2 separate regions of the Mus musculus genome follow, and region 1 is linked to region 2. The links are chromatin loops, found by intact Hi-C in ENCODE. Cell type or tissue: gastrocnemius. All regions are shown on one strand. Each heading gives the region's core, and the rest is flanking DNA. Links, peaks and the distances in the headings are about the cores only. Region 1 holds the start of Mir5618 (microRNA 5618). Region 2 overlaps Birc2 (baculoviral IAP repeat-containing 2).

The links. A loop is a pair of places that touch in the nucleus more often than their neighbours do. Peaks named below come from ENCODE experiments on the same cell type or tissue, not always from the same donor. Only the 100,000 strongest peaks of a DNase experiment are listed, where the experiment ranks them.
Region 1: a loop joins it to region 2, with 2.4 times the contacts of the local background. A loop is called at or near these places in 7 of 42 quality-filtered maps.

The regions. Positions count from the first base shown.
Region 1 is chr9:7,780,051-7,785,431 of GRCm38, reverse strand. All of the region lies in intron 2 of Tmem123 (transmembrane protein 123), which reads right to left. It overlaps Mir5618 (microRNA 5618), which reads right to left and starts at 1,042; the gene lies at 992-1,042. In gastrocnemius, for the core only: no CTCF peak of the experiment used is centred there; no DNase peak of the experiment used is centred there; H3K27ac peaks cover 1,639 bases.
Region 2 is chr9:7,829,303-7,834,683 of GRCm38, reverse strand. Birc2 (baculoviral IAP repeat-containing 2) reads left to right here. Exons shown (of 8, transcript NM_007465.3): 2 at 1-1,179. The coding sequence starts at 206. Among named protein-coding and RNA genes, the nearest start is that of Birc2, 5.1 kb to the left of the region's middle. In gastrocnemius, for the core only: no CTCF peak of the experiment used is centred there; no DNase peak of the experiment used is centred there; H3K4me3 peaks cover 3,802 bases; H3K27ac peaks cover 1,525 bases.

The DNA.
Region 1 (5,381 bases), core at 252-5,251, 49 kb after region 2:
TAAGACTCATATATTTTATAAACATTTGCACTTTTCATAGGTTTTTGAGACAGATGCTGTTACTCCTGTTACTCCCACTTATAGACAAGATAAAGGCATACATACAGATGGGAACTTGTCCAGTAAAGTTAGGCGATTTGATTGAAAAGCCCTTGACCTGAGTCACCAACTGGCCATGTTACACGAAGCAGCAGCAGCACCATGACGTCTGGAAGCCGTGGCTGGAAAGGGTGAAGAGTTAGACTACTGCCCAGGACTAACCATTACCATGCTCCTGGCTGGAAAATTGTGAATAGACTTTAGGTTAAAAAATTACTAACATGCTCAGAATTACTTAAAACATACATGTTTCAGCTAGGTGCGCACCAAACATGTTAATGTTCCTTGAATCTGCATAGAAGAAACACCAGCTCATCTCTATCAGGGAACTAAACTGCATTGACAGTGGCCTTCCTCATACCAGAGTCTGTCTTTGCAGGGCTAATTATGCCTGAGATAACACTATTAAAGCTGTACTAGCAATTTCATAGGCTATGCAGATGGTCCTGTCACTCAGTTACAAAAGATTTAGGCCTAAACACAGAACAGGCATGTGCAACCCTGCAGCTGCCACAAAAGAATGTGGTCATCCACAAGCTTAAAGCAAGCCCACAACAAAGAGTCGGTCAGCAAAACAGTGTCTGCTCAAATGTCAGCAATGAAGCCCCTGGAGGCAACAACTGCACTGAACCAAACCAGCAGATGGTTTCAGCTCACTGTGGAAAGGTACCACAGCTTTTGTTTTTGTTTTTTGGAGTCAGTGTCTTGTTACATAGTTAAGGCTGACTTGGAACTTGCTGTGTAGCTCAGACTGACCTTAAACTCAGAATCGTCTTGCTTCAGTCTCCTGAATACTGAGATTACAGGGAAAGGTCTCTATGTCCAGCCAGGTTAATGGCCTATGCGTGTAACCAGCCTTCACGAGGAGGAGGATTGCCAACAGTCTGAAACTACCCTTTACATGGTATAGTGTGTTTCAGGTCACTACACGGTGTAAAGGGTAGCCCCAGACTACTGCATAAGCCATCTGGCCTGGCTCTAGCACTAGAAAATTTAATACTTAATGTCCAACATTTTCTTTGAAAGACAAATTGGGCTAAACAGAGAAACCCTGTCTCGAAAAACAAAACAAAACAAAAACAAAAAAAAAGAAAGACAAATGGAAAATGAAACCTTGCAACAGTGAAATACACACATGCTTATTGTTCTCCAGGAATACTGCATTTTAGACAGCAGCAGCTACTGTGAGCCAGAGGCCATGCCAGGTGTTCATGTTTTCGCTGTATGATTCCTGTCACAGCCTCAGAGGAGTGACAGCGAGAGAACTGAGCTAACCCTCATGGTTCCTCCAAGCCTGCTGCGCCTGCCGCAGCTGCACTATCTGTTCAACAGCGAACGCCCAGCGGATGCCACGTTGTCCTGTGAAGTGCTCACCCAGACACTGACTTCCCACTGACAATGTTCCAGACACCACAGGCAGCAGGAACAAATACGTGTGCATACTTAGTCACAAATACCTGAGGTAGAAAAGCACAGGTTTAAAATCAGAGTCTCGCAACTTTGATTGCTGTTGTTTTTCTGGTGGAGGTGGAACCTGCCAGCTGGCTGTAGCCACAGCCCCTTCCCACCTCCCAATATTGACGCATACAAAGAATAACCCCCTCCACCCGCCCAAGTGCGAGCATATTCTCACAACTGCTTCCATCTCAGAAGCCACTGTCCTAAACTGAGGCCTTCATTACACTACTTTACTTGATAATGTTTCTATAATGCCAGCAACAGAAACACCTGTGTTCGCCTCAGTCTGTGTGTTAGTTTTCTGTCAGCTTGACACAAGCTAAAATGGCATCTGTGAGGAGGGAGCCGTAACTGGGAAAACGCCTCCAAAAGATCAGGCTGTTGGTAAGCCTGTAGGGCATTTTCTTAATTAGTGACTGGTGGGGGAGAACCCAGCCCATTGCTGGTAGTTCTGGGTTCTATAAAAAAGCAGGCTGAGCAAGCCAGGAGGAGCAAGCCAGTGAGCAGCACCCTTCTGTGCTCCTGCTTCTAGGTCCTGTCCTGTTTGAGTTCCTGTCCTGACTTCCAATGATGGACTGCAGTGTGGAAGTGGAAACCAAATAAACCCTTTCTTCCCCAAGTTACTTTGTTCATGGTGTTTTATCACAGAAATATCAACCCTAACTAAGACAGTGCTGCCAATAACCCCCTCCACCCGCCCAAGTGCGAGCATATTCTCACAACTGCTTCCATCTCAGAAGCCACTGTCCTAAACTGAGGCCTTCATTACACTACTTCACTTGATAATGTTTCTATGACATATAATACTACTCTCTGTGGCTTAAATTTTAGGTAACTACTCCATGACAGTATGTTTTCTGACATCTGCTCTTTGCACTAAACACAACTGGTTTCTTAAAGTATTCAAACCTTTTTTTTTTTTTCCTAAGAGCTGTACTGTTACATAGGTTTGTTATATAATCAGGTATTTTTCTTATTCCCCATGGTCCTTAGAATCTAACAACTACTGAGTCCAAAATCCCACATCTAGGAGTCTAGTCAATTATAGCTCAAGCTGCTAATGATGCATATGTAAGATCACTGCAGAACTACTTAGAAGAATATAATACGCACTATGGGGTTTGGCTAAGGAACTATCTGGATTTATACCACCTATATATAATGAAATAGTACAAAATAGGAAACATTTAAAATTAGCAATATGGCTCAGTGGGCATAGGTGCTTGCTGTCAAGTTTGATGACCTGGGTTTAATCTTCGAAACTCACATGGTACAAGGCGAGAACAGGGTCCTGCAGGTTGTCCTCTGAACTCCACACATGCACAGTGTGTGATATATCCCTATCCCCACACTATACCCTCAAATTCTTTGCTATGTTTCCTTCCAAAAGGTGAGGGATTTTTGTTGTTGTTTTGTTATAAACATCCCTTGTCTCGAGATTATCTTCTAAGAAAGAGAATATGGTACAAGCCATGCCTCTGAGGCTAGCTTCCACAGCTCCCTCCAGAAGCAGGCTGTTGGGGACACTTACTACTTACCTTTCCCGTATAAGCTGGCCATGTCAGTCACCCGAGAGGGGACTCCTACTTGGTCACACCTATATAATCACTGCCAACATTGAACTGGCCCTACTGGAGTTACTAATTCCTGATATATATGGATGCCACATAATGGGATATTTTTAAACAACCACGCTCAGAGCTCTGAACTTGCAGTTATATTAGAGACAAAGCCAATAACATGGCATGTCTCTCTGTTATTCACTCCAGTGAACACTGGCTGTATCTAGGAGTTACTGGAAGGAATGGGAGGAGGCCAAGATCCTTTCGAGTTTTTACTTTAGATGCTAAAGCATCACTTCAGAGAATAAATGCATACATTACTAATGTCCACAATTGTCCAAAGGCCTAGAAAGATTTTAAACAAGACACACTCTGCAAGGAGCAGGGGAGCCCTGTCTGAATGGCACAGCCAAGTCTAAGACCTTATAGCCTCAGAGTCAGAGGGATGGCAAAGCCTTTCTTGGACCCAAGTGTTGACAGTGTGTGCAGAAAATGTCCACCAGAGCTCCCCCCCCCCTTCCCCATATTTACAGCCTGAAGAGTGTTCCCCTACAGAGACTACAGTTACTGAGACTGTCCAGTGATATGCAACGACCCATCCCTCTATTCAATAGCTCTATATAATAAACACACAGAGCCTCCAGGGCTGCAGTGTCTCCACTGAGTGCCCAGACCACCTGACCCCAGTTTTCTCTCCTCCTGGCTTATGTATTCCTAAAACAACTGAATCTCTACTCTTGTAAAAGAAAAGTACAAAATATTTTAACTTTAGACACATTGTGAGCAAGCTCTATTATGTGGTTTCCTGGCTGAGTACTGATTATAAGAGGCAAATTGAGGGTGGAGTGGGCAATCAGAGGAGGCATAATCCTGGTACAAAGACAGATGACTAACAGACAGACAGCTAACTTAAGCTATTTGAAGCTATTAGACAATGGGAACAGAGACCCCTACAGATGTCTGTGACTGAGGGATGTCTTAGGAAGCACTGTACATGCATGCAGAGCTCACCTTCTGTGACCCTGGGCAGGGCTGTTACTGTCATCCTAGAGAATGGAAATCAATGTGGAACAGGACACAGAAGACTCTGGATTCCTTTCCTGAGAATTCAAATTTCATTTTTGGAAACACTACTGCTTTCCAGACTTCATACCAGTCGATGAGGTTCACCTGGACATCCTACCTAACACCAGGAAGCCTGCTTAGAAACACAGCATTCTAAGGCAAAGGACATGTTCATCATCAGTGTTGAGAAACACCGAGAAGGCAGAACATCCATCTTTGTAAAACTCTACAAGAGGAAATGAAGTCCTGGTTGTATCAGTTTTCATGGTCAAGAACAGCAGGGCATACCACATCCTTATCAGTCAGCCACATGAAAGCCTCCAAGGGCCAGGCGCATTAGAAATAGACTGAGCAACAACAATATGAACTAACCAGTACCCCCGGAGCTCGTGTCTCTAGCTGCATATGTAGCAGAAGATGGCCTAGTTGACCATCATTGGGAAGAGAGGCCTCTAGGTCTAGCAAACTTTATATGCCCCAGTTCAGGGGAACGCCAGGGCCAAGAAGTGGGAGTGGGTGGGTAGGGGAGCAGGGCGGGGGGAGGGTATAGGGGACTTTTGGGAAAACATTTAAAATGTAAATGAAGAAAATATCTAATAAAAAATAGAATAAAAAATAGACTGAGCTCTGTCCTGGCACATTTTCTGTGTAGCTTTTCCTGCCATAAAGTAACCTCTGTGGTTACTGCATTGGATTGGATGCAAGACCACTTGTGCCACGCCTGGCAGCACCATGCAGTGCGGGCTCTACCACTCACACTGTGAACACACAGGGAAGATCAGCTTGGCCCTGGGGAGCACTCAGGCTTGCTTCCCCTCAGCTGAGCTCTAATCTTCAAAAGACTTGTGTCACTTCCCTCCTACCTTGCCACACCTCCTGTCAGGCCTGTTCAAGGACTATTTCCTCTAAGATTTTCTTCAAAGAATTTGAAAGAGACATATTTTATATGAATATATGGTTTGTATTTTTTGTTTTGTCTTGTTTTTGAGACTGGGTTTCTCTGGTTGTACTGGAACTTGCTCTGTAGACCAGGCTGGCCTCAAACTCACAGAGATCCACCTGCTTCTATCCCCTCCCCCCACAAGTGCTGGGATTAGAGTGTTATCAATATGTTTTTTTTTTGCACGTATGTAATTGCACCATGTGCGTGCTTGGTGCCCACAGAAGTTTGAAGGGGGCGTTGGATGAATGGTTGTG
Region 2 (5,381 bases), core at 285-5,284:
ACCCAGAAGAGTTCATGTGACCCCCAAAGAGTCCTAACTAGTGTCTTGGCAAGTGAGACAGATTTGTCCTGTGAGGGTGTCAATTCACCAGTCCAAGCAGAAGACAATGAATCTATCCAGTCAGGTGTCTGTGGTGGAGATCTAGTGTCAAGTGGTGAGAAACTTCATCTGGAAGTTTAAGCGGTCAGAAATACTATTACTACTCATGGACAAAACTGTCTCCCAGAGACTCGGCCAAGGTACCTTACACCAAAAACTTAAACGTATAATGGAGAAGAGCACAATCTTGTCAAATTGGACAAAGGAGAGCGAAGAAAAAATGAAGTTTGACTTTTCGTGTGAACTCTACCGAATGTCTACATATTCAGCTTTTCCCAGGGGAGTTCCTGTCTCAGAGAGGAGTCTGGCTCGTGCTGGCTTTTATTATACAGGTGTGAATGACAAAGTCAAGTGCTTCTGCTGTGGCCTGATGTTGGATAACTGGAAACAAGGGGACAGTCCTGTTGAAAAGCACAGACAGTTCTATCCCAGCTGCAGCTTTGTACAGACTCTGCTTTCAGCCAGTCTGCAGTCTCCATCTAAGAATATGTCTCCTGTGAAAAGTAGATTTGCACATTCGTCACCTCTGGAACGAGGTGGCATTCACTCCAACCTGTGCTCTAGCCCTCTTAATTCTAGAGCAGTGGAAGACTTCTCATCAAGGATGGATCCCTGCAGCTATGCCATGAGTACAGAAGAGGCCAGATTTCTTACTTACAGTATGTGGCCTTTAAGTTTTCTGTCACCAGCAGAGCTGGCCAGAGCTGGCTTCTATTACATAGGGCCTGGAGACAGGGTGGCCTGTTTTGCCTGTGGTGGGAAACTGAGCAACTGGGAACCAAAGGATGATGCTATGTCAGAGCACCGCAGACATTTTCCCCACTGTCCATTTCTGGAAAATACTTCAGAAACACAGAGGTTTAGTATATCAAATCTAAGTATGCAGACACACTCTGCTCGATTGAGGACATTTCTGTACTGGCCACCTAGTGTTCCTGTTCAGCCCGAGCAGCTTGCAAGTGCTGGATTCTATTACGTGGATCGCAATGATGATGTCAAGTGCTTTTGTTGTGATGGTGGCTTGAGATGTTGGGAACCTGGAGATGACCCCTGGATAGAACACGCCAAATGGTTTCCAAGGTAATTGGTTCTTTTGTTTGTTTTCAAGTCTGGGTTTCTTGGAGTAGCCTTGGCTGTCCTGGAACTCACTCTGTAGACAAGTCTGAACTCAGAGATCTACCTGCTTCTTCCTCCTGAGTGCTAGGATTAAGGGTCTGTACCACCACTGCCAGCCTTGATAATTGGTTCTTAAAAATGTTTATTGTGGCATGGAGGATTGAACCCAGGGCCTCATATCTGGTTGACAAGTTTTCTTGCCTATATACCTTACCTCTTAATTTTTATTGTTTAGAATAAATTTAGGAACACATTGTTAGTGTATTACAATTAGAAATTTTGTATTTGAAACTGATCAGCTATGTGAACTTGGATTCATTTCTAAAATGAATGGACGGTGTTAGTTGTTTTTATTGTGTTAAAATACACATAAAATATACTAATTTAGCCATCTAAAATTTAATCTTCTGTAGTATAAAGTATATGTGTACTGTTTTTTAGTCATCTCCAGACTGAAACTGTATCCCATACACTTGTAAGCACACCCCTGGCACCTACCCTTCTGCCTACGATATCTGAATCTACTTTAGTTACCATAGCCACAACACATGTAAGTGGAATCATACAGTAAAGAGATCTTGGACATATGCATGCCTTCTGTGATAATGAGGAATCATTGGACTCCTTAGGGAATTACAGGAACTTTTAGTCATTTTTTGTATGGTACATGATGAACAGGAATTTTGATGTAACTATTTACATTGTTAAAATATAAGTAGTTTAAAATTATATGATGGGACAGGTAGTGCACCTATGTCAGTTTGCCTTTAATCTCACCGCTGGGAGCAGAAGCATGCATTCTTTGTGAACAGAGACCAGCCTGGTCTACAGAGCAAGTTCAGGTCATCTAGGATTGCATAGTGAGACCCTGTCTCAAAAACAATTATCATGAAGAATCATCAAATTTGTATGTTAGGTCCAGTGTAATGTTAACATTCAGGATTCTGACACCACTTTGAAACTACCCTGGGTTACTTAGAACTGTCTCAAAAAAACAAAACAAAGAGATAAATTTTGACTTTGTTGTTGTTTTTGTCCTGAAAACTGATGTACTTAATTTACTTAAAAGTGTTAATTTTGGCCAGTTGTGGTGGTTTACTCTTTAATTTTAGCAGTTTGGAGGCTGAAGCAGGAGTGTTCCAAGGTCAACGATAGCTTGGGCCTCATTGTGAACCCCAGACCAATCAGTAGTGGAGGTCAAAGAACAGCTCTCCTTCCACTGTGTGAGTTTGGGGATGGAATGCAGGTCATTAGGATTGTGGCAGGAACTTTTACATGCTGAGCTATCTTTTTTTTTTTTTTTTTTTTTTTTAGATATTTTCTTCATTTACATTTCAAATGCTATCCAGAAAATCCCCTATACCCCCCTCCCCCTGCCCTGCTCCCCTACCCACTCACCCCCACTTCTTGGCCCTGGCGTTCCCCTTTCCTGGGGCATATAAAGTTTGCAAGTCCAAGGGGCCTCTCTTCCCAGTGATGGCCGACTAGGCCATCTTCTGTTACATATGCAGCTAGAGACACGAGCTCCAGGGGGTACTGGTTAGTTCATACTGTTGTTCCACCTATAGGGTTGCAGACCCCTTCAGCTCCTTGGGTACTTTTCTCTAGCTCCTCCATTGGGTGCCCTGTGTTCCATCCAATAGCTGACTGTGAGCATCCACTTCTGTATTTGCCAGGCACTGGCATAGCCTCACAAGAGACCATGCTGAGCTATCTTGAAAGCCCATAGAGTTTAAGCCTTCTGTTAATGCAACAAATTTGGCAAGTCGTTTCAGAATCACTTGGAGTTTGGTTTTTAAGAACGTGTTTGGAAAACAAACCAACATGTTCTCCATAATATTGTGCTAGTATGAATTTAGTCTTCATTGTTGGGAAAAAAAACAACAATATAGGAAAGCATGTTGCCTCCAGTCTGCCTTGTAGCATCCAAGAATTCTCAGACTAAAATGTCTCAGACATTGGTACCCTGGGGAAAACTTACAGTTGCTAATGTCTACAGTTTGGATTGAAATGTCAGTTTTAAATGATGAAATCATTTAATTGGCCTTGTATGTTATAATTTGAAGTTTAACTGTTGTATCTAAAATAAAAAAAAACATTTTAAATTTTATTTAAATTGTTATACTTTGTAAAACAAAATTCCTCACAGTTTTAAATAGTTAACTAAGGGAACCAATGTTTTGTGTCAGTGCAGCTCTGAACAGGTTTTAGCTGTAACTATCTTTGATCTCAATAAAGACAAACTGTAACAGATGATCACTAGATTTTAGTATATACAGTTCACTTATTTATCAAATATTTAGGTACCTTCTAAGTAATATTTTAGGTGCCAAGGATTATAATCTGTTGGGAAGGAAGAGTGGAGAAGGAGCAAGTGTACAGTAGTCAGGACTTACTGTACTATGTCTTTATTATTTTGCTGGTTTAGTTTTTGTTAACTTGACACAAACTGGGGGTCACTTGGGAAGAGGGGACCTCAGTTGAAGAATTGCTTCAATCAGATCTTAAAGTAGTCTGTTTTGTAAACTAGTAACTTAATTTCATTTGTATACAAAAACTCTGTCTCTGTCCTTTCCAACAGTTCATGGCTTTAATGTATCTTTTAAAGTTACATCCATTGTTTCTTTTTCATATGATAACTATAGCTGCATACTGTCTTTATAGAACAATTGCAACTATAGTTACAGCTACAGTTACTTTCAGCTCTGTACTGGGGTAGTACTAAGACTGAATCTGGGCCCAGTGTTTGACTGTTATTGTCTGCAGTAGTCTGAAGGTGATTATGTATTTGTCTTCACCTGTAAATTTTTTACTTTCTTATGCTTTTGAGAGGTGCTTATTGTATTCTTTCTTTATAAGCTTACATTATGTGTTTTGTTCTCTTGAAACTCACCAAGCTCCCTGAAGATGAGTATTAATTGCTTATCTGGCAATATCTACCTTTCTCTTTCTTCTTTTGAGTTGGATCTTGGAAAATTATTTTGTTCCTTTATTGTTATGTTTTTTAAGTTTCTTCTAACTCTGCTTCTTAGATTTTGTGACTGTGTTGAGCAAAGACTGTAGATGGGTGTTGGGGTGTGGTTGTGGGCTTGGGCTTGTCAAAGGGTATGGCCGACTCCTTGGGAAGTCCAGAACTGCGGCAGCTCTGTTATCTGAAGGCATTGTCAGTGAAGATTCTCAGTGTCCAGGGAAGCATCAAAGCTTTTGATGGCAGTGCTGAAAGACTTAATCTTAATAATCTCTTTTTGTTGTGGAAAACATCCTGTCCAGGGACCTATGTTCTAGCTCATGAGTGTTCTCACGATGATGGGGGCAGTAGCACTGGTGGCTTGATGTTTTAGAACCTAAAGAGAAGCCACAGAGCCGTGTGTGTGTGTGTGTGTGTGGAGAGAGAGAGAGAGAGAGAGAGAGAGAGAGAGAGAGAGAGAGAGCGTGAGCGCACTGACTACTGTTCTGTGCTGCTGCCAGTGTCTAAGATAAGGACACATTGAGCAGCTGGAGTAGATCCTGGGCTCTGGTGTGTGCAGAGCAGTTGTAGGGCTGGGGCTTAAAGAGCACAGGAGCAGAGTGGATATAGGGTGAGCTCTGGGGTACAGAGGAAGGGTTAGGGAGGAAGGTGGTGCCTTTCTAAAGGAGAGGCATAGCAGCATCTGTCTCCAGGGTTCCTCAGCAGCACTAGTGGTGGGAGCTGGCTACTCTGAGGCAGAGGAGGTTCTGAGCTCAGTGTCAGTGCACACTAGAGAGACCTCAGGGAATCTATGATTATCTCAAGGCTGTTGATAGGTCCATTCACCAAAGCAGGCCTTTAGAGCCGTGGTGTCTCCTAGACTGCTGATAGAAATACTCTGTCCTCCTTTGAGCCCACCTGTTTCCAGCTTTCTCTGTAAACTCATCCTTCCCCGTGTGCCTCCTGTGGCTCCTCTTTCCCCCTTCCTTCGTTTTCTTTTTCTTTTCTTGTGTGTGTTGCCCACATTTTTTTTTTTCTTCATTTTATGTGAATTGGATTACTGAGTCCTCCCTGGGCTGTTTGTCTTGGTTTGTTACAGAGATTAGAAGGCTAGTACCTTTCAGTTTGCCCTCTTGCTGATAGTTTCTTACAAACTCTCCTTTATTACATGCTTTGTATTTGTTAGTCCCACCGAATGACAGTGAAGGCCATTACCCAA